Regions from separate parts of the Homo sapiens genome. Here all the other regions are linked to region 1. Evidence: chromatin loops called from intact Hi-C (ENCODE). Cell type or tissue: psoas muscle. All regions are shown on one strand.

Region 1 (8,000 bases):
AGGGACAGAGCCAGGTTCAGGCTGGGTGACCTCTGCCTGAAGCCCTTCAGTGGCATCCCAGTGCTCTCAGGTTAAGACAAGGCTCCCCAGTGTGGCCTGCTTGGCCCTGCATGGTTTGGCAACTGCCAGACTCCAGCCTCATCATGCTCTGCTCTGTCTTTGACTGTCTGCCTGCTAATTCCATGGACCCTGTCTTAGATCCTCAGGACCCACCATGCTCCCCCAGCCTGGCCACTGGGACCTTCTCTGTACTAGAACACTCCTTCACCTCCCTCTCACTTACTCAGCTTCGATTCATCCTTCACAACTCACCATAGGCTTCAATTCCTTAGGGAGGACTTCCCTGGCCTCCCTGGCTAGGACGTATCTGTGTCATATTCTCTAATTATCCTTTGTAGTTCTTGTCATGGTTGCAATTTTACAGTGATTTGTAATAATTTCAGTTACTGTCAGCCTTTCCCATGACATTGTAAATTCCATGAGGGCAGGGACTAGCCTTGAGATTCTCTCTGGCTGAGGCCCATATCTAAAAAGCCAGGCCAGTGCTGACGGTGTCCTTGCCCCGTCTGAGGAAGGGCCACCTGGCCAGGCCTTGGGAATGGGACTCAGGGCCGGGCCTGGCATCCTCTGTAGGTGGGAGCAGTTTGACAAGAAATACCTGAGTCAGCTGCTGATGCGACGATCAGCCTACCGCATCCGGGACCAGATCTGGGATGTGTACTACAGGCTTAACATCCGGGATGCCATCAGCTTTGTGGACCAGGTGGGCCAGCAGCTTCCAGGTGGGCCAGTGGTGGGTGGGCAGATGGTCAGCAGAGCAGGACAGAAAGGGGTGGCAAGCAGGCTGGCCCTGAGCAGGGAGTTGGGAATTCCTAGCTGGCTCCATGGTCTGGTGAAGTGGCAGCGGCAGGAAGCAGCTGGGTCTGGTGCTGACATTCAGAGTCTGGCAGGCAGTCCAGAGAGGTGGGAAACAGCTGGACTCTGGGGTCAGCTCAACCATTATCACTTCCAAGCTTGTGACCTTGGGTAAGCACACTCTCTGAGCCTGTTTCCTTAGCTGTAAGAAAGCAGGCATAAGAGGCTGGGCACGGTGGCTCACGCCTGTAATCCCAGCACTGTGGGAGCCTGAGGTGGGTAGATCACTTGAGGTGAGGAGTTTGAGACCAGCCTGGCCAACATGGTGAAACCCTGTCTCTACTAAAAATACAAAAACTAGCCAGGCATGGTGGTGCATGCCTGTAATCCCAACTACTCTGGAGGCTGAGGCAGGAGAATCGCTAAAATCTGGGAAGCGGGCTGGGCACGGTGGCTCACACCTGTAATCCCAGCACTTTGGGGGGCCAAGGCGGGTGGATCATGAGGTCAGGAGTTCGAAACCGGCCTGGCCAACATAGTGAAACCCCGTCTCTACTAAAAATACAAAAACTAGCCAGGCGTGGTGGTGGGCACCTGTAGACCCAGCTACTTGGGAGGCTGCGGCAGGAGAATCGCTTGAACCCTGGTGGAGTTTGCAGTGAGGTTGCAGTGAGCTGAGATTGTACCATTGCACTCCAGCCTATGTGACAGAGCAAGACTGTGTCTCAAAAAAAAAAAAAAAAAAATCCGGGAACCAGAGGTTGCAATGAGCCGAGATCGTGTCACTGCACTCCAGCTTGGGTGATAGAGTGACTCTGTCTCAAAAAAAAAAAAAAAAAAAAAAAATAGAAAGCAGGCATACAAGTACCTATGTTATAGATTTTGTGAATTCGATATGTAAAGTGCCTAGCAGAGTACCTGGCATGTCAAAAGAGTAAACTAAGTGTTCGTTATTATTATTTTCTTTATTACCCCTGACTCCTGGGCAACCCTCCATCTGATTGCTGGCTGACCTTGGTCTTGACACCTGCAGGGAGGCCACGTCTTGTCTTCCACAGGTCTCACTCTGCCTTCTATGCCCAGCCGCAATTCTGTGGCAGAAACTTCTGTCACCAACCTGCTGTGAGTCCTTGAGCCCCTTCCCCTTCCTCATACTCCTCTCCATTGTGCCCTCTCTCTGAGTCCCTTCTGGGGGAGATTTGTCAGCACCTTTTCATCTGCCCTTCTCCTGGACTGCCTCCTGCCCCCTCTCCAGCACATGTGTCCCCTGCCTCCTGCAGGAGGGAGAGTGGCAGTGGAGCGTGTCTGGATCTGCAGGTGATTGACACAGTACGCAGCGGCCGGGATCGTGAGGATGCTGTGATGCATCATCTGCTCTGCGGAGGCCTCTACAAGCCGCGCCGTAGGGTGAGAGCAGGCAGGCATCAGGATTTTGAGGGGGTGGAGGTGGTCTGAGGAGAGCTTAAGAGGCAGTTGGCGCCAGCTTGTTGGAGAGCTGCAGATGCCCAGCTAAAGAGTGTGGGTTTCAGCCGGGTGCGATGGCTCATGCCTGTAATCTCAGCACTTTGGGAGGCCAAGACAGGCGGATCACTTGAGGTCAGGAGTTTGAGACCAGCCTGGCCAACATGGTAAAAATGAAACCCCATCTCTACTAAAAATACAAAAATTAGCTGGGTGCGGTGGCACATGCCTGTAATCCCAGCTACTCGGGAGGCTGAAGCAGGAAAATCGCTTGAACCCGGGAGGCAGAGGTTGCAATGAGCTGAGGTCTCACCACTGCACTCCAGCCTGGGTAACAGAGCAAGACTCCATCTCAAAAAAAAAAAAAAAAAAAAAAAGAGTGTGGGTTTTATCTCATCAGTAATAAGAAACCTCTGCTTTGTTTTTATTTTTTGGAGAAAGGGTTGACCTAATACAAGCACTGTTTAAGGATACCTTCTCTGGTAGCAGAGTGCAGATCAAATTGGAGGGGGTGAGTTGAGAAGCTGGGACAGCCAGTTGGGAAGATGGAGTGAAATATTGTGGATTAGGGCTGAGCGGTGGGAAAGAAGAGGGGCACGTAGGCCTAGGTGATTGGCTCTGATGGTGAGAGGAGGAGGAGACAGAGTACTGGGGGCCTTGAGGGTCACTGGAGAATGATGGAGTCACAGACAGAAGCAAGAGCACTGAGGAAGCCTCCTAGACCAGCTTAGCCTGTGGAAGGTGGGCATCTGTTTTAAATAATGGAAGTTAGTCCAATGCAGATCATGAAGCTTTGCGTCTGGAAAGGCCCAGCTCATCCAGGAGAGAGTCTGTTGCAACCCCACAAGAGGGCAGCAAGCCATTACCTTGCACCTTTCTAAAATGGGAAGCCAGCTGTCACCAGTTCTGGCAGTTTCAACAGTCAAAGCTCTTTCTACTGTTGAAACAGAATTGGCCTCCTTTAACTTGCACCCACTGGTCCTGATTTGACTCTTCGCAGCTCTGCAGAATACATCTTCCAAAATTTCAAGACAGTTCCCTTTCACACAGGCTCTCTTGCCCTCAGGCCAGAATCTCTTACCTCCTGGTATGTCTTCTCTGGACTTAAAAAAACAGCGCCCAGAATGGAAGTTGCTACTCTAGCTGTGGCTGGCCAGGGAAGGGCCTAGAAGCTCTGACACCATTCTAGTTCTAGAACTTGCTATTTCTCTTCCCACAGCCCAAGATCCCTCCAGCCTTGGCTCACCACCCTGGGGCCCCACATTGTCCTTAGAATCTGCTAAACTCCCAGGTCTTCCTCAGTTAATGGCTGGCAGACCCTGTCTCACTGCATCCTATGGGGTTTTTAAAAAACCTTTCTTATTCAAAATTCCAGTAGAACGAATAAAATAACTCATATTTATCTATCAACCAGCACTGAAAAATCAGTGCATGATCAATTCTATTACATTCTGCAGCCCTACCACATCCCTCCCACACTTTATCTTAAAACAAACTCCAGACATCGTATCACATCATCTCAAAATATTTCAGTATGTCTCTCTAGGTGGCAAGAACTCTTACATCCAGTCAGTATTCAATAAATATCTTTTCCCCGCTGGATGTTCAAATCAGGGTCTAAATAAGTCCACACTTAGCATTTGGGAAATATGTCTCTTCATTTAAAAAAATCTATAATAGTTCTTTTTCCCCTCTCTATCTCCCTTGCTATTTATTTATTGAAGAAGCTGGATACTTTCTCTTGGAGAATTGCACATTTTCTAGATTTTGCTGACTGTATTCCAGTGGTGTTGTTTAACATGTTCCTCCGTTCCCTATATTTCCTGGTTGTTAAATCTAGAGGCCTGATCAAATTCAGGGACATTCAATAGGTATGCTATATATTTTCTGTGGTGTCACATCAGGAAGTACATAATGATTTGGTGAGGTGTGTGTGTGTGTGTGTGTGTGTGTGTGTGTATGTGGTGTTTATGTATAAGATTGGTCAATGGGTTCAGTCCAATCGGTTCATGTGTAGTCTGTTTTTTAAAAATCTGGAATAAGTTTGTGTGTATCCTGTTAAATGTCATCTTATTTGCTTTAGCCCATCATCCCATTGTTTGGTTCCCATGTCTGCCACCAAATGTCTCCTTCTTAGATTCATATCATCTGAAAATTTGTTAAGCCTGTTAACTTTGTATTCATCCAAATCCACATAAACATGTTGAACAGGATAGAGCTGAGGACAGAGCCCTGTGGCATGCTACTAAAGACTTTCCTCCAGACTGACATGGATCAAGCATTTTTGGGGTATGGTAACTCAACCAGTTCTGAATCCACTTAGTATGATAACACAATCCACAATTTCTCATGTTCTTCATCGAAATATCATTAGAGAGAGACAGAGATATCTAGTTTTCAGTTAGAAAGATAAGATTATAGTTTAATAGAGAGATAAGGGCTGGAGAGAAATTTGGAAGCAATCTGTATCAGGTTTTGTCACCTGGCTACCACAGAATCCCCTGGGGAACTTCCTGGCTTCACCTGGAGATTCTGATTCTGTAGTCTGGAGTGGGACTAAGAATCTGTGTTCTTACTAAGTTCCCCAGGTGATTCAAATGCAGCTGGTCTGATGACTGATGTTGGGGGACCACAGATCTGTATCACTGGGATAGCTGGGGCAGAGAGAATGGATAAGTTCTCTGAGGAGAGTGTTTCATGGGGCGGGAGGAGGGCTAAGGATAACACTGAGGAGTGCGCATGGGAGAAAAGGAAAGAGAGCCAAAGACAAGGAACCCTTGGAGAAGCAGTGGCAGGTGGTGCCTCAGGCCTGGGGCAGAAAGAGGGCTGGATGCTGCGCAGAGGCCTGGCCAGCACCTAGGCAGAGCCCACAGCACTGGTGACCAGCAAGAAGGCAGCACTGTGGAGTTGTGGACCCTGGAGTTGCATTTCTGGTTTTTAAGGAAATAGTGGGTAGGAGAGAAAGTGTCAGAATCAAATTATAAAAGTGTAGCAGCAAAAGGGAGACAATGGTGTTCAAGGGAAGACTTTCTTTAAGGAGGCAAGGGCAGGAGCTTGAAAACAGAGGGGAGGGAGCCAAGTGGTGAGGTAAGGAGTGAAGATACAGGAGAGTGGAGGAATAGGAGGCAGCAGGAACTGCTGGAGGCAGGAAGGAGGGAACTGAGCAATGTGGAGGCCGGGGCTGGGCAGCAATGAGCCTTGTGAAGGAGATGGACCCCTTCTCCCCAGGAGAGAGGGTACCTCCTGGTGCATAGGTAGATGAGGAGGGCAGATGGAAGACTTGAAGGGGGCTCTTAGAACTGGTTCAGGGAAGCAGAAAATATGAGATAAAGGGACCAGACTTGGGATTTGAGGCAAGATAAGATGATTTGGCAGGCACTGGGAAGCATTTCAGGGGATTACCACTAGATGATGAAAAGGTGCTAAGCAAGGAGGGTAGAGGCAGAGGCAGTCTAGGTGAGTGTGTAGCGGGCTTGGTGTTGATAAGAGTTAAAAAGAGCATGGCCAGGCGCAGTGGCTCATGCCTGTAATCCCAGGACTTTGGGAGGCCAAGGCAGGCAGATCACTTGAGGTCAGGAGTTCGAGACTAGCCTGGCAACATGGTGAAACCCTGTCTCTACTAAAAATACAAAAATTGGCCGGGTGTGATGGCAGGCACCTGTAATCCCAGCTACTCGGGAGGCTGAGGCAGGAGAATTGCTTGAACCCCAGAGGCGGGGGTTGCAGTGAGCAGAGATCGTGCCATTGCACTCCAGCCTGGGTGACAAGAGCAAAACTCCGTCTCAAAAAAAAGAAAAAAAAAAGCAGATGATGGGGGTGATCCTGAATTATTGGGACTGAGAAGGTCCAGGGTGTCAGGGGAGATAGTTATGAAAGTTCAAAGTGCAGCCCAGGATATCATGGTGGTTCTTGTAGAAATGGCTAGATAGGAGATTCCAGCTGGAGAAAGGATCCTGTGTAGCTAGAAGGGGGCAGGTAGGCTGGGTGTGTGGGCGAAGCTCAGATAAATGGAGGTACAAAGAAAATGTCCCCCATGTTGTCACAGTAGTAGAACAAGACAGAGGGTCACCTTCAAACCAGAGAGAATCGGGAAAGGATGGCAAGGGTTGGGGAAGGCCAGGTTTGGGGGAATAAGTTCTGGGATAAAGGGAAGCTTTTCCCAGGGAACTGAGAACACAGGGTCTCTGGCTGGGTTCCTGTTGTATTTTTTGTTTTGTTTTTCAATCCATTGTTAATTCTGGAAAAGCTGGGCTGGCAGGTCCTGTGGTGAATATGTTGGGGCTGTGGCCTGGGGTTCTTGTGGGAGGCCAAGGCATCCATCCTCATAGCCAGGCGGGGCTGTCATTGCCAGTACAAAGCCAGCTGCAGTCGCCACTTCATCTCAGAGGATGCGCAGGAGCGGCAGGACAAGGAGGTCTTCCAGCAGAACATGAAGCGGCGGCTGGAGTCCTTTAAGTCCACCAAGCACAACATCTGCTTCACCAAGAGCAAGCCACGACCCCGCAAGACTGGCCGCAGGAAGGCATGTCTTCCCTCAGGGACTCCTCTTGGGAGCTGGAGGCTGACAGCAAGCAGTTTTGAGCCCCCTAGTGTTAGGATCCAGCTTAGGGGGAACCCCAGTTGGGACAGTCCTCAGGGGCTTGATGACTACAGCAGTTTGGGTTCCCTTTTAGATGTTCCTGGAGTCCCAGAAGGGTAAGGTGAGACCTTCAGAGGGGGAGCAGCCTCTTGGCCATGTGGTCACCTGCTGGGAGGCAGCAGGGCCGCCTACCAAAGATGAAAAAGGCAGGAGAAAAGGAGATTCCTTTGAGGGGCAACTCCATGAGCTCCTAAGTCAGCCCACGCTGATGCATCCAGATTTCTTACTGGGGCATGGGTCACTCTTGCCTGGTTGGCCAAGGGATGGTAGAACCACTGGGACTGACATAAATTCCCTCCCCTGCTGGGTTAGGAAAACTTGTCCTGTTGACCCCACCAGATGACAGGGTTGGGGTGGGAAGCCGGGGCCAGAGGCTCAGGTTTTCTTTCTTGGTCCTCAGAAGGATGGTGTGGCGAATGCTGAGGCTACAAATGGGAAACATCGAGGCCTGGGCTTTCAGGACACAGGCAAGCAGGGAGCAGTGTGGGATTGAGGATGGGAGGGAGGAGGGAAAGGGCTGGGGCTTGCCAGCCAGAATCCTGGAGGACCCGCTGTAGGGTGCATTCAGCACCGTGACCTGGGGCTCTTCCTCCAGGGACTTGATTTCCAAGTTGGAAATGTTCAAAGCAGTTATTAGACAATGCGTGACAGGAGGCATCTGATTGCTAACTATGGGTTACAGGCCCCGAGGACTTGGAAAATGTGTCATGGAGATGGGGGAGTTTGGTCTGGGCCTTGGAGGATGGGTGGACTCTGGGGCCCAGTGTCCTGTCTGCAAAGCCAATTTTGTTTTGTTTTTTTGAGACAGAGTCTCACTCTGACAAGCTAGAGTGCAGTGGTGCCATCTCGGCTCACTGCAACCTCTGCCTCCTGGGTTCAAGTGATTCTTCTGCCTCAGCCTCCCAAGTAGCTGGGATTACATGTGCACGCCACCACACCTGGCTAATTTTTTTTTGTATTTTTGGTAGAGACAGGGTTTCGCATTGTTGGCCTGGCTGGTCTTGAATGCCTAACCTCAGGTGATCCGCCTGCCTCAGCTTCCCAA
Region 2 (8,000 bases), 150 kb after region 1:
CACAGCCAACTCAGCTACCTGAGACTCCCAGAACCCGAAGGGAAAGTGCACTCCACAGGAAACTTTTGTTCCCATGCATCTTGTCCTTTTGCTAGAGGACTTGTGGTTTCCATGTGAGAGATTTTCTTCTCTTTTCTTTCACTTTTTTTTTTTTAAGACGGAGTTTCACTCTTGTTGCTCAGGCTGGAGTGCAGTGGTGCGATCTTGGCTCACTGCAGCCTCTGCCTCCTGGGTTCAAGTGATTCTCCTGCCTCAGCCTCCCGAGTAGCTGGGATTACAGGTGCCCGCCGCCACGCCCGGCTACTTTTTGAATTTTTTTAATAGAGACGGGGTTTCACCATGTTGGCCAGGCTGGTCTCGAACTCCTGACCTCAGGTGATCCACCCGCCTCGGCCTCCTAGCCACTGCACCCAGCCTATTTTTTTTTTTTTTAAGAGACAGGATCCTGCTTTGTTGCCTAAGCTGGAGTGCAGTGGTGCAATCATCGTTCACTGTAACCTCAAACTCATGGGTTTATGCAAGCCTCCCACCTTGGCCTCCCAAAGCGCTGGGATTACAGGTGTAAACAACCGTGCCCAGTCGGGAGATTTTCTATCTATGAGTATTCCTAAATGAACTTTCCGTTTCCCCCAGGATCTGCTTTTGAAATAATTTTCACTGAGATTTAACAGATGCCCAGTTGAACTACCTAAAGGGAAGCTAGAAAGAAAACACTTCACGGTACACAGATTTTTACACTGCAAAAAGTCATTTACAAAAGATTCTTTAGGGACAAGTACTTTGTTTATTAAAATTCCCCACAGGTGCCAGAGAAGTCTCTGGCCTTAAAATTCTGAGAAGCAGCTCTAGCTCAACTAACGGATGCGCATCACACAACTACCAAAAATTAAACTGGAACTTCAAGCTGTTCCCAAAGACCTCTCAAGTCACTGATCTCAGATGTGGCTGGGCCCTTGCTTTCTCTCTCATAAACAACAGGTGGAAGTCTGATGCTGGTTGGACCCAGTGGCTCATGCCTGTAATCCCAGAACTTTGGGAAGCCGAGGCGGGCAGATCACCTGAGGTCAGGAATTCGAGACCAGCCTGGCCAACATGGTGAAACCCGTCTCTACTAAAAATACAAAAATTAGCCAGGCATGGACGTGGGTGCCTGTAATCCCAGCTACTCTGGAGGCTGAGGCAGAAGAATCTCTTGAACCCAGGAGGTGGAGTTTGCAGTGAGCCGGGATCATGCCATTGCACTCCAGACTGGGCAACAGAGCGAGACTCCGTCTCAAAAAAAAAAAAAAAAAAAAAAAGTCTGATGCTATGGCAAGAAAAGCTTGAAACTCCAATTATTCCTGAGTTGACATGGTTTGCAAACATTTTCTGTGCCATTCTCCTCCTGAAGCAACCACTGCAAATTGTTTGGGATACAAATGAAGCCAAGGAAAGGGGACAAGTAGGAGGGAGTAACACAGAATAGAAACAAGGCCAGTGAAGAGAGGCCAAGGTTATTGACTTTAACCAGGAAATCAACTCATGACTGCAGGAGCCAGCCTTGGGGAACACCCACCACACAAGAGTCATTAAAAACAACGTTGTGACAGAACAAAGAAAGAAAAACAAAAACAAAACAAAACAATCTGGCTAATTAAGCACCACTGTTGCTTTTACTGCATCTCATGGTGATTATCTGTTTACAAACCCGTCTCCCACAGTGAACCACCAGTTCCACAAAAGCAGAGACCACCCCTCACCCGTGTCTGAACCCAGCTCTCTTTCAGTAAAGGAAGTCAAGCCACTTTTTTACCATCTCTGCTGTCATTACCCCAATCCAAACCTCCAGCATCGCTCTCCTACAGTGTTTGCATGATAATAACCAACACCAGCATTTAGAATGCACTTATTCTGTGCCAGGCACTGTTTCAGTGGAATTCACTCATTCAATCCTCATAGAGCTCTAAGGAAGGTCCTATCATTTCCAACTGTTCTTGTAGATCCCTGTAGTCACTGATTTCAGATGTGACTGGCCTCTCACTTCCTCATAAAAAACATACAGAACACCCACTCCCATCATGAGGACACTGAGGCTCAGAGACACTAAATGAGTTATTTTAGGAGGCACAGCTAGATTGGCAGAACTAGGATGGCCCTCAACTGACTTCCCGGTATGTCTGTCACAACCATGCTGCTCAGCAGCCAGAGTGAAGTGAGCTTTTCAAACGTGAAACTCATCCAAACTCTTCTTTGGGAGGCCAAGGTGGCTGGATCACCTGAGGTCAGGAGTTCAAGACCAGCCTGGCCAACATGTTGAAACCCCGTTTCTACTAAAAATACAAAAATTAGCTGGGTGTGGTGGCAGGCGCCTGTAATCCCAGACTTGGGGGGCTGAGGCAGGAGAATCGCTTGAACCCGGGAGGTGGAGGTTGCAGTGAGCCGAGATTGTGCCATTGCAGTCCAGCCTGGGTGACAGAGCGAGACTCCATCTGGAAAATAAAAATAAAAATAAACAAAAAATAAAAAACTCTTCTGCCGCTTGCAGTGGCTCACACCTGTAATCCCAGCACTTTGGGAGGCTGAGGCAAGAGGATCCCTTGAGACCAGGAGCTCGAGACCAGCCTGGGCAAAATAGTAAGACCTCATCTCTACCAAAACCTTAAAAAATTAGCTGAGCGTGGTGGCGGGTATCTGTAGTCTCAGCTACTTGGGAGGCTGAGGCGGGAGGATCGCTTGAGCCCGGGAGCCGGAGCCTGCGGTGACCCATGTTCACACCACAGCACTCCAGCCTGGGTGACAAAGGGAGACCTTGTCTCAAAAAAATAAAAAATTGGCTGGGAACGGTGGCTCACACCTGTAATCCCAACGCTTTCGGAGGCCGAGGCGGGTGGATCACCTGAGGTCAGGAGTTCGAGAACAGCCTGGCCAACATGGTGAAACCCCGTCCCTACTAAAAATATAAAACTTAGCCGGGCGTGGCGGCGGGCGCCTGTAATCCCAGCTACTCCAGAGGCTGAGGCAGCAGAATGGCTTGAACCCGGGAGGCGGAGGTTGCAATGACCCGAGTCGTGCCACTGCGCTCCATCCAGCCTGGGTGACAAGAGCGAAACTCCGTCTCAAAGAAAAAACTAAAACTCTTCCCATGGTTTCCTTTTAAAACAGACCCTCCATGACCAACCCCTCCATTTCAATACCAGAGAGCCTAACCCGACCTGAAATCACTTTAGTCATGTATGACATCCGCTTCCCAGCCCCCTTCCTTAATGCTCTGGGTTCTGGAGACAGACCACGTCTGTTGGGAGTCCTCTGTGCCCACGCCTGGCACAGAGCCTGGCAAAGAGTAAGCGCTCAAGGAAGATCTGTGAACTTGATGCATGCTAAAAGGAAGCCCCGCGCTCTGCCGGGGCCCTGGAACTCAGGCCACCGGCTCCAGGCGGAAGCGAGCCCAAAGCCGGCCAGGCGGCAGCATCCGCTACCCCGTGGCTCAAGCCAGGCTCCGAGGTGAGAAACCGGGCGGGGACTCCTCACCTGCGCGCCGCGGAGGCCGTGCCAGATGGGCCCTGCCAAAGTCAGCCAGAGGTTCGGGCCCCACGCCTGGCCTTCCACCCTCCCCGGGGCAGCCGCGCCTCAGACCCTCGCGGTAGGGACGGTCCCCGGGACTGGGCGGCAACGCGCCCGGGAGCGGGGCCCCATCCCGGACGGAGACTGGGCCGGTGAGTCCTCGAGCTCTGGCTCTGGCTCCGGCTCCGGCTCCGGCTCCGGCTCCGGCTCCGGCTCCAGCAGGCTGGAGGGGCGGCCAGGCCAGACCCAGACTGGCTGGGCCTCGTCCGGCGCTGGGCCCGTTCCCCTGACAACGGCGCGGGCTACGGCGCCCCACAGCGGCCAAACCGCGCTGCGTCACTCCGCGCCGGTCCCCCGGCCAGGGCGGGGCTTGCCAGGGACCCTCTTGGTGCCCCAGTCGGCCCATTCCCAGATTCTTCCTAACCTTTCGTCTAGAAAATCCGCTTTTCCCTACTCCCGAGTCACAGCTTGTCTCCCCGAAATCCTAACATCTCAAAAGCGCCCCCTTCCAGTTTCTATCCTGAGACCACCGCTCTCAAGAAGAGACCTCCCCCAACCCCAGTCAACCTGCACACTTCAATGAGCGTATGTGCTGGAACATCCATGATATCCCGACCCTTCCGGGAGCTTACAGGTTAAGAGGCAAACAGATCTAGACAAATAAATTACACCACTAAAAATGCAGGTACCCCAGAATATAAAGCGAGAAGCGTAAGAGCTTAAAATAAGCAGCACAAAATATCTCATTTATTTATTGCCTTTAAATCAAGCAAAAATCAAGCCCCAATCTTCCAGGCTGATGGGAAATTCAGTCTTTTTCTATTTTTTAAACTGGTCTCTGTTACCCAGGCTGGAGTGCAGTGGCACGATCACGGCTCTCTGCAGCCTCGAACTCCTGGGCTCAGGCGATCCTCCCGCCTCAGCCTCCAGAGTAGCTAGGACTACAGGCGAACACCACCACGCCCGACTAATTTTCGCATTTTTTTGTAGAGGCGTGGTTTTGCCATGTTGCCCAGGCTGGTTTCGAACTCCTGAACTCAAGCGACCCGCCCACCTCAGCCTCCAAAAGTGCTAGGATTACAGGCGTGAGCCCCTGCCCGGCCGGGAAATTCAGTCTCAGTCTCCACTGTACTCCTTTTAGCTAGGTAATTCCAAAGGACTCATGTTTTCCTATAGCAAAAAACAACAATCAAAAACAAATAAGCAAAAAACTCTCTGGTCAGGGTTTTGTCTGGTACTGAGGCCACAACCATTGCTCCAGTCCACAAAGATTTTCAGGTTTGGGCTCTATGAGGCCATCCCTGCCTGAGGCCCCTGCCTCTCCCTGGGGCTGCCAGGGACAGACACCTGCTTCCTCTGCTCCATGGCCTGCAGCCTCCCTTCCCTTTCTCTACCTGGGAGACTTCCCTGCTAACTTGGTTTCCCTAAAAGTCCCCTCTCCTCTTCTCCTTGTGGACACTCAGAATGGAATCTTCTATGAGCTCAGGCTTTCTCAAAAGACAGGAAGACACTTTGTCTTCTGCTATCTGTCCTGTGCGCATCTCCAAGGCAGATATGACAGATAGGGAAAGAAAACATCCTTATCTCTAAAATGTATAAGTCACAAGCATACTTATTGTATGTTTTATTAGGCAACATAACTACTCCTTCTCTGTCACATGACAGGTGTGTGGGTCCTTGTGCAAGTGACATAACCTATTACTTAAATTCTTGTTTTCAAGACTGATAAACTCAAACTCAATGTGAGATAAATATCAATGCTATTCTGGCTTCAGAGTACAAGCTGACTACTTAACTCTTATCTGGAATTGGAAAACTTCGGGTCAAACAGAGATCATGACCCAGAAATCAAGGTGAAGGATGAGGCTGGATGCAGTGGCTCACACCTGTAATCCCAGCACTTTAAGGAGGCTGAGGCAGGAAAATCACTTGAAGCCAGGAGTTTGAGACCAGCCTGGGATACATAGAGAGACTCCCATCTCTACAAAAGATGAAAAAAAATAGCTGGGCCTGGTGGCCTGTGCCTATAGTCCCAGCTACTCACGAGGCTGGGGCAGGAGAAAAGAATCACTTGAGTTCGGGAGTTCAAGATTGCAGTGAATTACGATCATGCCACTGCACTCCAGCCTGGGTGAAAGTAAGATCTTATCTCTCAGCTGGTCTCAGTGGCTCACACCTGTAATCCCAACACTTTGGGAGGCCAAGGCAGGTGGATCATGAGGTCAGGAGATCGAGACCATCCTGGCTAACACGGTGAAACCCCATCTCCACTAAAAGTACAAAGTAAGCCAGGCGTGATGGCATGTGCCTGTAGTCCCAGCTACTCGGGAGGCTGAGGCAAGAGAATGGCTTGAACCCAGGAGGCAGAGGTTGCAGTGACCCGAGATCGCACCACTCTACTCCAGCCTGAGTGACAGAGTGAGACTCTGTCACACACAAAAAAAATCTTATCTCTCTCTCTCTCTCTTTTTTTTTTTTTTTTGAGACGGAGTCTCGCTCTGTCTCCCAGGCTGGAGTGCAGTGGTGCGATCTCAGTTGACTGCAGCTTCCACCTCCCGGGTTCAGGCGATTCCCCTGCCTCAACCTCCCGAGTAGCTGGGATTACAGTTGCCTGCCACCATGGGATTGCAGGCATGAGCCACTGTGCCCGGTCAGATTTTATCTCTTTAAAAAATAATAATAAATAAATAAATATTTTAAAAAACAAGGTGGGACTGGGCATGGTGGCTCACACCTGTAATCTGAGCACTTTGGGAGGCCGAGGCAGGCAGATCACTAGAGGTCAGGAGTTTGAGACCAGCCTGGGCAACATGACGAAACCCTGTCTCTACCAAAAATACAAAAATTGGCCGGGCATGGTGGTCTGCGCCTGTAATCCCAGCTACTCGGGAGGCTGAGATGGGAGGATCGCTTGAACCCAGGAGGCAGAGGTTGCAGTGAGCCGAGATTGTGCCATTGCACTCCTTACAGGCGACAGAACAAGACTCTGTCTTTAAATAAATAAATAAATGCAAATACAAATAAAAATTAAAAAACAAAGTGAAAGATGAATCCATATATTCCCATAATAAGGGGAGGGACCCAAAAGACCCTGGATCCACTTGACTCAGGGGCTTCTCTCCTGGATGTCCCATTGGTGTCTGGGATGTAACACATCCCCACATGTCCTCTTTGTCCTTGCCACAAATCTGCTCCTCCCCTTGGGCCCTCTGAAGGGCACCACCATCTACCCAGTAAGCCCATCTGTACACTTAGGCATCTTCCCATGTCTCTCCTGCTAGTCCTTGCCCACCTAAACCAGATAGTGCCTGTGACCAGGCTGCCCTCACTCTGAAACACATTCTGTGTCCATTCTTCCTGCTCCACCCCAGCCCAGACCACCAGCATCTTCCTTGCTGAGCCTGCAGCAGCCTCCAGTTCTCCCTAACATCAGCCTGCCCACTTCCGGCCCATCCTCCTCTCAGTTGCCAGACTATCCTTCCTTCTCTTTGTTAGAGGAGGTAGTAGTCTGAATGATAGCGCCACAATGATGTCATCGCCCTAATCCCTGGAATCTTTGAATGTGTTATGTGATACATCAAAGGGGATTTTGCAGATGAGATGAAGTTAAGATCTCAAGATGGAAGAGATTATCCCAGGTTATCTGAGTGAGCTCAATGTAGTCACAAAGGTCCTTATAAGAGGGAGGCAGGAGGGTCACATGGGAGAAGGACCACGTAACGACAGAGGTCAGAGAGATTTGAAGGTGCTACACTGTGGGCTTTGAAGATGGAGGAAGGGGCCTGAGCCAAGGAATGCAGGCAGCCTCTAGATGCTGGAAAAGGCTAGGGGGCAGACCCTCCTCTAGAGGCTCCAGAAGGAATCAGCCTGCTGTTACCTCGACTCTAGCCCAGGGGGACCCATTTCCAACTTCTGACCTCAAGAACTGTCAAGATGACACAATTGGCAGTGATTTGTTTCAGCAGCAATAGGAAATGGATACAGTGGTTTGCAAACAGGGTTAAGTGCACATATATATGCCCAGTGAAAGCTGTTTTCAATTGAAACAAAAATCCAAGAGACAGCTCAGATTCCTTTGACATCTTTTATTTTTTAAGCGGGCGGGAGGGGGGTGGTTGGGGGGGCAGGGGATGAGTTCTCTCTCTGTCACACAGCCTAGAGCAGAGTGCCGTGATCTTGGCTCACTGCAGCCTCCGTCTCCTGGGCTCAAACGATCCTCCCACCTCAGCCTCCTGAGTAGCTCGGACTACAGGCATACACCATCACACCTTGCTCGGGGTTTTTTTTGTTTTTTTTTTTTTTTTGTACTTTTGATACAGACAGGGTCTTGCTATGTTGCCCAGGCTGATCTCAAACTCCTGAGCTCAAGCCATCCACCCACCTCAGCCTCCCAAAATGCTGGGATTACAGGCATGAGCCATGGCGCCTGGCCTCCCTTGACATCTTTTTGCATGACTCCA
Region 3 (8,000 bases), 390 kb after region 1:
CCCAGGTCTGTGGTCTGGGACCGGAACCACACATCTGCTTTGGGTCTGCTGGACGTGGCGCAGGCGCTGGAGCAGAACCACAGCCTGAAGGCCATGCCTCTGCCACTGAACGACGTGGCCCAGGCGCAGCGCAGCCGCCCGGAACTGACAGCACGTGCAGTCCATCAGGTGGGCGTCCCCCTCTTCCCTTGCCCTTCTCTGCACGGTAACTCCGTCCCTCGGCATTTCTCAATACCCCTTGCCCCTAGATCCAAGCCTGTCTCTTGAGGAACAACCGCGCAGACCCTGCCTCTTCTGACCACACGACCCGCCTTCAGCCACTTGGTCTGGTCTCAGACCCCTCAGAGCAGGTCAATGTCCCCTCCCCAACCACGAGAGGTAGGGCATGAGGAGACCTGTGGCATCCGGGAGCCTCCATGAGTCAGAGGGTCTGACTTTCCTGGGGCCAGGGTGCCTGAGCCCTGCTGTCCCACACAAAGTCCCTCTCCTTGATCTGGAGGCGGCTAAACACCCCTTAAATAGCTCTCCAAATAACACCCTTGGCTGCCTAACGTTAAGCCTGTAAACAGGCTGTCCTGTTAGAGAGGAATTTTTATGTCCTTCCTCAATTTTCCCCCAATTGTAGCCCCATCTCTGTCCTCACATATACGTGACTCCCCTCCCCTCTCCATTGTGTGCCCAAACCCAGCTGCTCCTTCACTGTCTTCATCTCCCTCCACTACCTTATCTGTTGGAGATGTTTCTACCTCTCCATTCCCAAATACCTCTTCTTTCCTAAGCTTCAGAGCCCAAAGGTCTTAATCCAGACATCCTGCTGGGCTTCATGCTCTGCACTTCTCCAAGTGATGTCATCGTCGCTCACAAACCCTGTTGTCTACCCTGGAGCCCAATCCCACTGGTGCCCACAGCCACCCAGTGCTGTGGACAGAGGTTGGGGCACCCTTCCAGGTCTCTCCTGGTCACACTGGAGCCCTCATAGGCCTCCTTCGTCCTGCCTCTAGACCAACCTTCATACATGCCACTCCTTACCCCCACACCAATTATCCCTTGCTCCTCCTGGTCCCTCCTCCAGGGCTACTCACTCCCTTTTCTACCCCTCTCTCAGTCTATCCTCTGTGTGGACAGACTGAGCTTCTAAAACACAGACATGATTTACAACTCCTTTCCTTCCTATTCTGGGCACTTAGGAAGTGTATATAAAGTCCTTAAAATGAACCAAAGCAACAGATAGTTCCTTCCCTCCTTGAACAGATAGGGTTCCAAAGTGGCTGGTCTAAGGGTGTCAGCTTCAGGACCTCCCTCTGTTAAAGAGCCTGGGAGGAAGGCAGGCAGGATCTGGGAGACTGGGAGGGGGCTAGGCTGAGACTGATCCCCATTTCGCCCCAGGAAGTGAATGAATTGTGTCAGTCGGTGCAGGAGCATGTGGAGCTGCTGGGCTGTGGGGCTGGGCCCCAGGGTGAAGCCGCTGTGCGCCAGGCCGAGGATGCCATCCAAAATGCCAACTTCTCTCTCAGCGTGAGCACTCCCCCTCCTGCTACAAGGACCCTTCCCCTCTTAGTCAGGTGTCAGCTCGCAACTGCTTTTCCTCTTTGGCCCTCAGATTCTCCCCATTCTATATGAAGCTGGAAGCTCCCCAAGCCATCACTGGCAGCTTGGGCAGAAGCTGGAGGGCCTTCTGAGACAGGTGGGCGAGGTCTGCCGCCAGGACATCCAGGTGAGAGGGTACTCCTGCCCCAACCCCACCTCCGTTTGCAGGTTTGACTCCCATCCTTTAGTTTTAACTGTGATATCCCCTGACTCAATATTCTGTTGGAGTTGGAGCCTCAAGCCAGCAGCCTGGTGTCTGGCCACATCCTCACCATGCTCTGACTGACCTTTGTCTAGGACTTCACTCAGGCCACACTGGACACAGCAAGGAGCCTCTGCCCACAGATGCTGCAGGGATCCAGCTGGAGGGAGCAGCTAGAGGGGGTCCTGGCAGGCTCGAGGGGCCTCCCGGAGCTGCTCCCAGAGCAGCTGCTGCAAGATGCCTTCACTAGGCTCAGGTAGGCTGGATGGGGCTGGGCTGGGCAAGGCTGAGCAAAGCCAGCCCATTAACCCCTGTCCTCTCCTGCCCTTAGGGACATGCGGCTATCAATCACGGGGACCTTGGCAGAGAGCATTGTGGCTCAGGCTTTGGCAGGCCTGAGTGCAGCCCGGGATCAGCTGGTGAGGGGGAGATGTGCACACACTTTCGTGCAAACACACACATGCAGTGACTTGGCCATCTCCCTTGCAGGGGCTCTGTAATGTCTTCTGGGGTCATGTAGCCCAGGGCTATTTCAGGGTCCCCTTAGTTAGCATCAATGGGATCATGGCTGAGGCCCTACCTGCCATCTTTGGCTGCTTGGTATTGCAGGTGGAGAGTCTGGCTCAGCAGGCAACAGTGACAATGCCCCCTGCCCTACCAGCACCGGATGGAGGTGAGCCCAGCCTCCTTGAGCCTGGGGAATTGGAAGGTCTTTTCTTCCCCGAGGAGAAGGAAGAGGAGAAGGAGAAGGTAAGTGGTTTTAGAACACGGGGCATGGCACTCCCAGTCTTCCCATCTTGCTGTGGAGTGTGGAAGGTGAAAGGCAGCTCTTTTGGGTTGGTGCTCTCCTACCCCAGGCTGAGTTTGTGCCCTCCCCACCAGGATGACAGTCCTCCACAGAAATGGCCTGAGCTCAGCCACGGTCTTCACCTGGTCCCCTTCATTCACAGTAAGTCAGGGCCTTGGGGGAGGGAGTTTACGTGGGTGGGCTGAAGCTCCATTAGACTTGGGGACCCGGGGACCTGGATGAACTCATTCAGCCTTGTCTGGGTACCCACCAGCCCTTGACTGGGCCAGGTCGGGCCCCTTGTGCAACCTGCAAAGCTGGGGTCTGCTGTGGTCAGCCCGGGGCGGGACCTGGGCGGATCTGGGACAGGACACCGGCTCAGCTCGCCTCCCCGCGCCCCTTTCCCTACCCCAGGGACGCGCATGCTGGGCGGCGGCGCGGAGCCGCGCGCGCTCGGGGCCGCGCTCAGCACCACGGACAGCGGCGGCGGCGGGGGAGGGGCGGAGGGGCAGAGGGGCGGGGGGACGGGCGGCGTAGCCGGGCCCCTCCCCGCGCCCTGGGCGGGTCCCCCGCCGCCCTAGCGCCTCCGCCGCCACCTCCCCGGGCTCGGCGCTCGGTGCTCTTCTGGTGCTGTCCCCTCAGGTGCTGCTGAGGAAGCGGAGCCGGAGCCCGAGCTGGCGGCTCCGGGAGAAGATGCAGAGCCGCAGGCGGGGCCGTCCGCGCGCGGCTCTCCGAGCCCTGCCGCCCCTGGGCCCCCGGCCGGCCCGCTGCCCCGCATGGACCTGCCACTGGCGGGGCAGCCCCTGCGCCATCCGACCCGGGCCCGGCCGCGGCCGCGCCGCCAGCACCACCACCGCCCGCCGCCGGGGGGCCCCCAGGTGAGCACCCTTCCCCCACTCCGGAGCGCGTGGAATTGGGGATCACGGGTGGCCCGGCCGCTCCTCATGGGTGGTAGCGGTCAAGGAGAGGGGGTGGTGGGGGCCCAAGGCCACCTGGTCGTGCGGCCGCGGTCACATCCTGGCTTCTTCCTGACCACCCCCCACCCCAGGCCATGCCTGTGCGGGACCATGGGTGTGCGGGTTCCGTTCGGGGTGTGCCTGGGTGTGGGACTCCGTCTCGGGGCGGCCCGCGGCCTCCGTGGCTGCGCGAGAGAGGGTGTCCGTCCTCCCTCCCTCCCCCGGGGCTGCTGAGAGATGCCGGGCAGCCGGGTAGCCGAGCCGCGGGGCCAAGCCTGCGTCTGCTGCGCGTCCGGCGGCGGCGCGTGTGGGGAGATGCGTGTGTGGGCTGCAAGCCCGCGGGGGCAGCGGGCACTGGCGGAGGGCGGGGAGGAGCCGGCTTGAGGCCCCCCAGAGGGTCTGACGCAGCAGCCGGCGCCACTGAGCCGGCAGCAGGCCGGGTGGAGTGGGGGTGGGGTGGGGGACACTGCAGGGAACTGTTCGGAGCAGAGCTGGTGGCAAGTGGGAACGGGTGACCCCGGGGGCACGTGAGGGCTAGGTTTGCTGGTGACCGGGTGGCTCGGGCGTGTAGGATACTCTGTGGGACAAGGACGGGTGTGGACTGGGTGTGCGGGAGCCAGCAGCGAGTGAGGAGTGCGTGAAATCTGGAGTCTCTGTCCAGCAGCAGGACAGTAGGAGGCTGGTATCAGCAGCCCCTAGGGTCACCCCAGTCTGGAATCCTGGAGTTATTCAGTCCAGGCTGCCGGCCGGGGGGGGGGGGGGGTAGAAGCCAGAGTTGCACTCAACCCTGACCCCTGACCCCATGATGCCCCCCAGGTACCCCCAGCCTTGCCGCAGGAAGGGAATGGGCTCAGTGCCCGCGTGGACGAGGGCGTGGAGGAATTCTTCTCCAAAAGGCTGATCCAGCAGGATCGCCTGTGAGTGAGGGGCATCTGCTGGGGGTGGGAGAGGGTGGGATGCCTGATGGGCTTTCTCGCTCACTGCTGGGTGTCCCCACAGCTGGGCCCCCGAGGAGGACCCGGCCACTGAGGGGGGCGCCACTCCTGTCCCCCGTACACTGCGAAAGAAGCTGGGCACCCTCTTTGCCTTCAAGAAGCCTCGTTCAACGCGGGGTCCACGGACTGATCTAGAGACCAGCCCTGGGGCAGCTCCCCGAACCCGAAAAACTACATTTGGCGACCTACTGCGGCCGCCAACCCGTCCCAGCCGTGGTGAGGAGCTTGGTGGGGCTGAGGGGGACACCAGCAGCCCTGACCCTGCCGGCAGGAGCCGACCTCGCTACACAAGAGATAGCAAGGCCTACTCGATGATACTGCTGCCTGCCGAGGAGGAGGCAACGCTGGGTGCCAGACCCGACAAGGTGAGGCTTGCTGATGGGGGGTGGTGAAGGCGCTTCTGGGACCCAGGGCGCGGACTGTCTCCAACTCGAGCATCTCTGTCCCTAGCGGCGGCCCCTGGAGCGGGGAGAAACAGAACTGGCTCCATCCTTTGAACAGCGGGTACAAGTAATGCTGCAGAGGATAGGCGTCAGCCGAGGCAGCGGGGGTGCCGAAGGCAAGAGGAAGCAAGTGAGTTGAGGGGACCTGAGCATGAAGTGAGAGGGCAGATGGCATGCTGTGGGTGACATAAGTGACCAAGATGGAGGAGACTCATGACAGATAGGTCTAATTGTCAGTTCTACTCCATTCTCCTCGAAATGGTTACAGATTCGACCTTTCTTCCCTCTTGGCTTTGACCCAGGCACAGGCCACCAGCATCTCCTCTTTGGACCTGAGAAAGTCTTTTCTCTGCAGGTCTAATAGAAATCTGAGGCCTGGGCCAGGCGCCATGGCTCACGCCTGTAATCCCGACACTTTGGGAGGCTGAGGCAGGTGGATTACCTGAGGTCAGGAGTTAAGAGACCAACCTGGCCAACATGGTGAAACCCTGTCTCTACTAAAAATACAAAAATTAGCCGGGTGTGGCGGTGGGCACTTGTAGTCCCAGCTACTTGGGAGGGTGAGGCACGAGAATTGCTTGAACCTGGGAGACAGGTTGCAGTGAGCCTAGATCGTGCCACTACACACTAGCCTGGACAACAAGAGTGAGACTCATCTCAAAAAAAGAAAAAGAAAAAAATCTGACCTTGTCACTTGTGCTTGAAATAGCAAGTCCTCCAGGGGCTTCCTCTCAAGACACTGTTCAGACTCCACAACCTGCTTCAGAGCCCTGTGGGGTCTTGGCCCTGGCCACCTTAAAACCTCACTGCTTTCCTCCCCTGGTGCAAATCAGAGCCTCCACACACGTCCCTGGGTGGTCTGGATGTCCTCCCTGCCTCGCTTCCAGTCTCTAATTGTGGGTTACGCCAGGTCCCTCCTCAGCCATCCCTGCAGTGCCCATGGTTCTTCCCTGACTCTCCTCTGTGGGCCACCCTGCTAATGTCTCTCTCATTAGAGTCCCAAAGAACCCCAGCCCTCCATACCATCCATTCAATATCTTAAAAAACAAAAAACAAAAACAAACAAAAAACATGAAGTCGGCCTGAATTTAGAAATATTCAAGTGTGCAAAGAGTTCTAAGAGGGCTGTACTGGGTTTGCCATGTTCTTGTCCAGCCCATGGTGGGCATTCAGTGGCAGGATTATAAGAACAAGAACGAACAAAAGGCTAGGGTGTGGGGAGCGGGCAGGGCTGGAATCTGATTGCCCTGTTTCCTGCAGAGCAAAGATGGCGAGATCAAGAAAGCTGGCTCAGATGGTAAGTGGGACCCTGGGGTGTGGCAGTACATTTGCCAGGAGGTGTCCTTATAGACAGCCCCCAAGGCACTTGCTCTCCTTGGGGAGGAAGGGGAGAGGCCAGGTTTTTCTTCCCCTCACCTCCAAGGTCTGGTACCTGAGTCCCCAGCTCCGCCTTGCAGGTGACATTATGGACAGTTCCACGGAGGCCCCTCCCATCTCGATCAAGTCCCGCACCCACTCTGTGTCTGCTGGTGAGTGAGGGCCACTGTGTGTGTTGGTAGTGGGAGCAGGGACAGGCAGGAGTTGGGTCAGACTGTTGTTCAGACCTATCGCCAATGCCTGACCAGGTCTTGGCTGACACCTTTCTCCCTACAGACCCTTCCTGCAGACCTGGCCCAGGGAGCCAGGGGCCTGAGTCTGCCACCTGGAAGACACTGGGGCAGCAGTTGAATGCGGAGCTCAGGAGCCGTGGTTGGGGCCAACAGGATGGTCCAGGCCCTCCCTCCCCTGGTCAAAGCCCAAGTCCCTGCAGAACCAGCCCCTCCCCAGACAGCCTGGGCCTCCCAGAGGACCCTTGCTTGGGCCCCAGAAATGAAGGTAGGCAGGCACCTGATTCCCCACCCCAATCCTGGCCTCGGGGCTGGAGGAGTTCCTGCTGGGAACTCAGCTCCTCTAAGGACCCTGAGGGTGGGAGGCAAGGGCTGGAGTGGGGGCAGCTGTTGGAATACCCCTGATTCCCTGGCCTCCCTCAGATGGCCAGCTGAGGCCGAGGCCTCTCTCGGCAGGGCGGCGAGCAGTGTCTGTGCATGAGGACCAGCTCCAGGCCCCTGCTGGTGAGGGGAGACACCTCCACGTGTGCTTGAATGCAGGAGATGTGGGAGGGTGGGCTTCTGGGGCTCCCTTCATAGCTTTGGTCCTTGGAGGGAGCCACCAGTGTGTGAGGTCTCAAGAAATCAGGGAGCCAGAAGACCAGGTGCAAGGGTTTGACAGCAAGCCCTTCCAACTAGCACTGGCTCCACTTCCCGAAGAGCAGCCTCTGCCAGGGGTGAGGACGCAGGGACGGGGGATGCTCTGAAGGCAGCAGTGTGTGTGAGTGCATGCTTATGTGCACTGGAGGTGGAAGAGAGGGGCAGGGGATGGACAGACCCCAAGCCTTAGCAACCCACCCCAAGCCTTTCTGTGTCCCTTAGAACGGCCCCTGAGGCTGCAGCGCTCCCCCGTCCTCAAACGCAGGCCAAAACTCGAGGCACCTCCATCCCCAAGCCTAGGTAAGAGGGGGTCCAGGCCAGCTGGGAGGGTGGCAGGACTGCTTAGCCCAGCCCTGACCCTTCCTCTCTCTCCCTCCCTCCCCTCACAGGATCTGGCCTTGGAACCGAGCCTCTGCCCCCACAGCCCACAGAGCCCTCCAGCCCTGAGCGGAGCCCACCCTCCCCAGCCACAGACCAAAGAGGCGGCGGCCCCAATCCCTGATCCTCTCCTCTCCTGCCGCATGAGATTATTTTATTAAAAAACTCAAAGGAAGCAGAGTGTGGAGCGGTATCTGTCCTGCGTGACGTCTCACATCGGAGTTGGCTCAGACCCTGGCTGTGCATCCATCAGAAAGTGCAAGGCCCAGGCCATGAGCTGGGGAGGAAGCCTGGAAAGAAACCACCGCTGCAGGTCAATGGAGCCTGGGACTAGTGACCAAGAGTTGGGGCAGACCCAGGCACTCACCTGACAGCTTGGACCCGAGCACAGAGGGACGTGCAGGGT

Evidence for each region. Hi-C counts contacts between places; a loop is a spot of excess contacts. Peaks named below come from ENCODE experiments on the same cell type or tissue, not always from the same donor. Only the 100,000 strongest peaks of a DNase experiment are listed, where the experiment ranks them.
Region 2: it touches region 1 in a loop (2.4-fold over the local background); 19 of 110 quality-filtered maps call a loop at or near these places.
Region 3: it touches region 1 in a loop (5-fold over the local background); 7 of 110 quality-filtered maps call a loop at or near these places.

The regions. Positions count from the first base shown.
Region 1 is chr16:67,257,685-67,265,684 of GRCh38, forward strand. SLC9A5 (solute carrier family 9 member A5) reads left to right here. Exons shown (of 16, transcript NM_004594.3): 10 at 634-763; 11 at 1,889-1,977; 12 at 2,136-2,262; 13 at 6,668-6,838; 14 at 7,356-7,422. It overlaps LOC124903701 (a long non-coding RNA gene), which reads right to left. Exons shown (of 3, transcript XR_007065092.1): 3 at 4,711-8,000. Among named protein-coding and RNA genes, the nearest start is that of SLC9A5, 13 kb to the left of the region's middle. In psoas muscle, a CTCF peak has its summit at 3,153 (motif pointing right); a DNase peak (open chromatin) is centred at 3,167; H3K27ac peaks cover 1,374 bases.
Region 2 is chr16:67,412,664-67,420,663 of GRCh38, forward strand. ZDHHC1 (zDHHC palmitoyltransferase 1) reads right to left here and starts at 3,814. Exons shown (of 12, transcript NM_001323627.2): 1 at 3,508-3,814. It overlaps LOC124903702 (a long non-coding RNA gene), which reads left to right and starts at 3,240. Exons shown (of 2, transcript XR_007065093.1): 1 at 3,240-3,480. RefSeq lists a silencer at 3,481-3,870 and an enhancer at 3,703-4,360. In psoas muscle, a CTCF peak has its summit at 3,871; a DNase peak (open chromatin) is centred at 3,818; H3K4me3 peaks cover 1,804 bases; H3K27ac peaks cover 2,701 bases.
Region 3 is chr16:67,649,801-67,657,800 of GRCh38, forward strand. It overlaps CARMIL2 (capping protein regulator and myosin 1 linker 2), which reads left to right. Exons shown (of 38, transcript NM_001013838.3): 21 at 6-168; 22 at 249-350; 23 at 1,387-1,515; 24 at 1,601-1,714; 25 at 1,885-2,045; 26 at 2,121-2,208; 27 at 2,399-2,539; 28 at 2,672-2,738; 29 at 3,219-3,454; 30 at 4,349-4,449; 31 at 4,532-4,892; 32 at 4,978-5,100; 33 at 6,231-6,267; 34 at 6,428-6,499; 4 more. The coding sequence ends at 7,718. ACD (ACD shelterin complex subunit and telomerase recruitment factor) reads right to left here. Exons shown (of 12, transcript NM_001082486.2): 11 at 7,962-8,000; 12 at 7,712-7,884. The coding sequence ends at 7,806. Among named protein-coding and RNA genes, the nearest start is that of ACD, 6.5 kb to the right of the region's middle. RefSeq lists an enhancer at 3,658-4,190. In psoas muscle, a CTCF peak has its summit at 3,471 (motif pointing right); no DNase peak of the experiment used is centred here; H3K4me3 peaks cover 1,124 bases; H3K27me3 peaks cover 4,643 bases.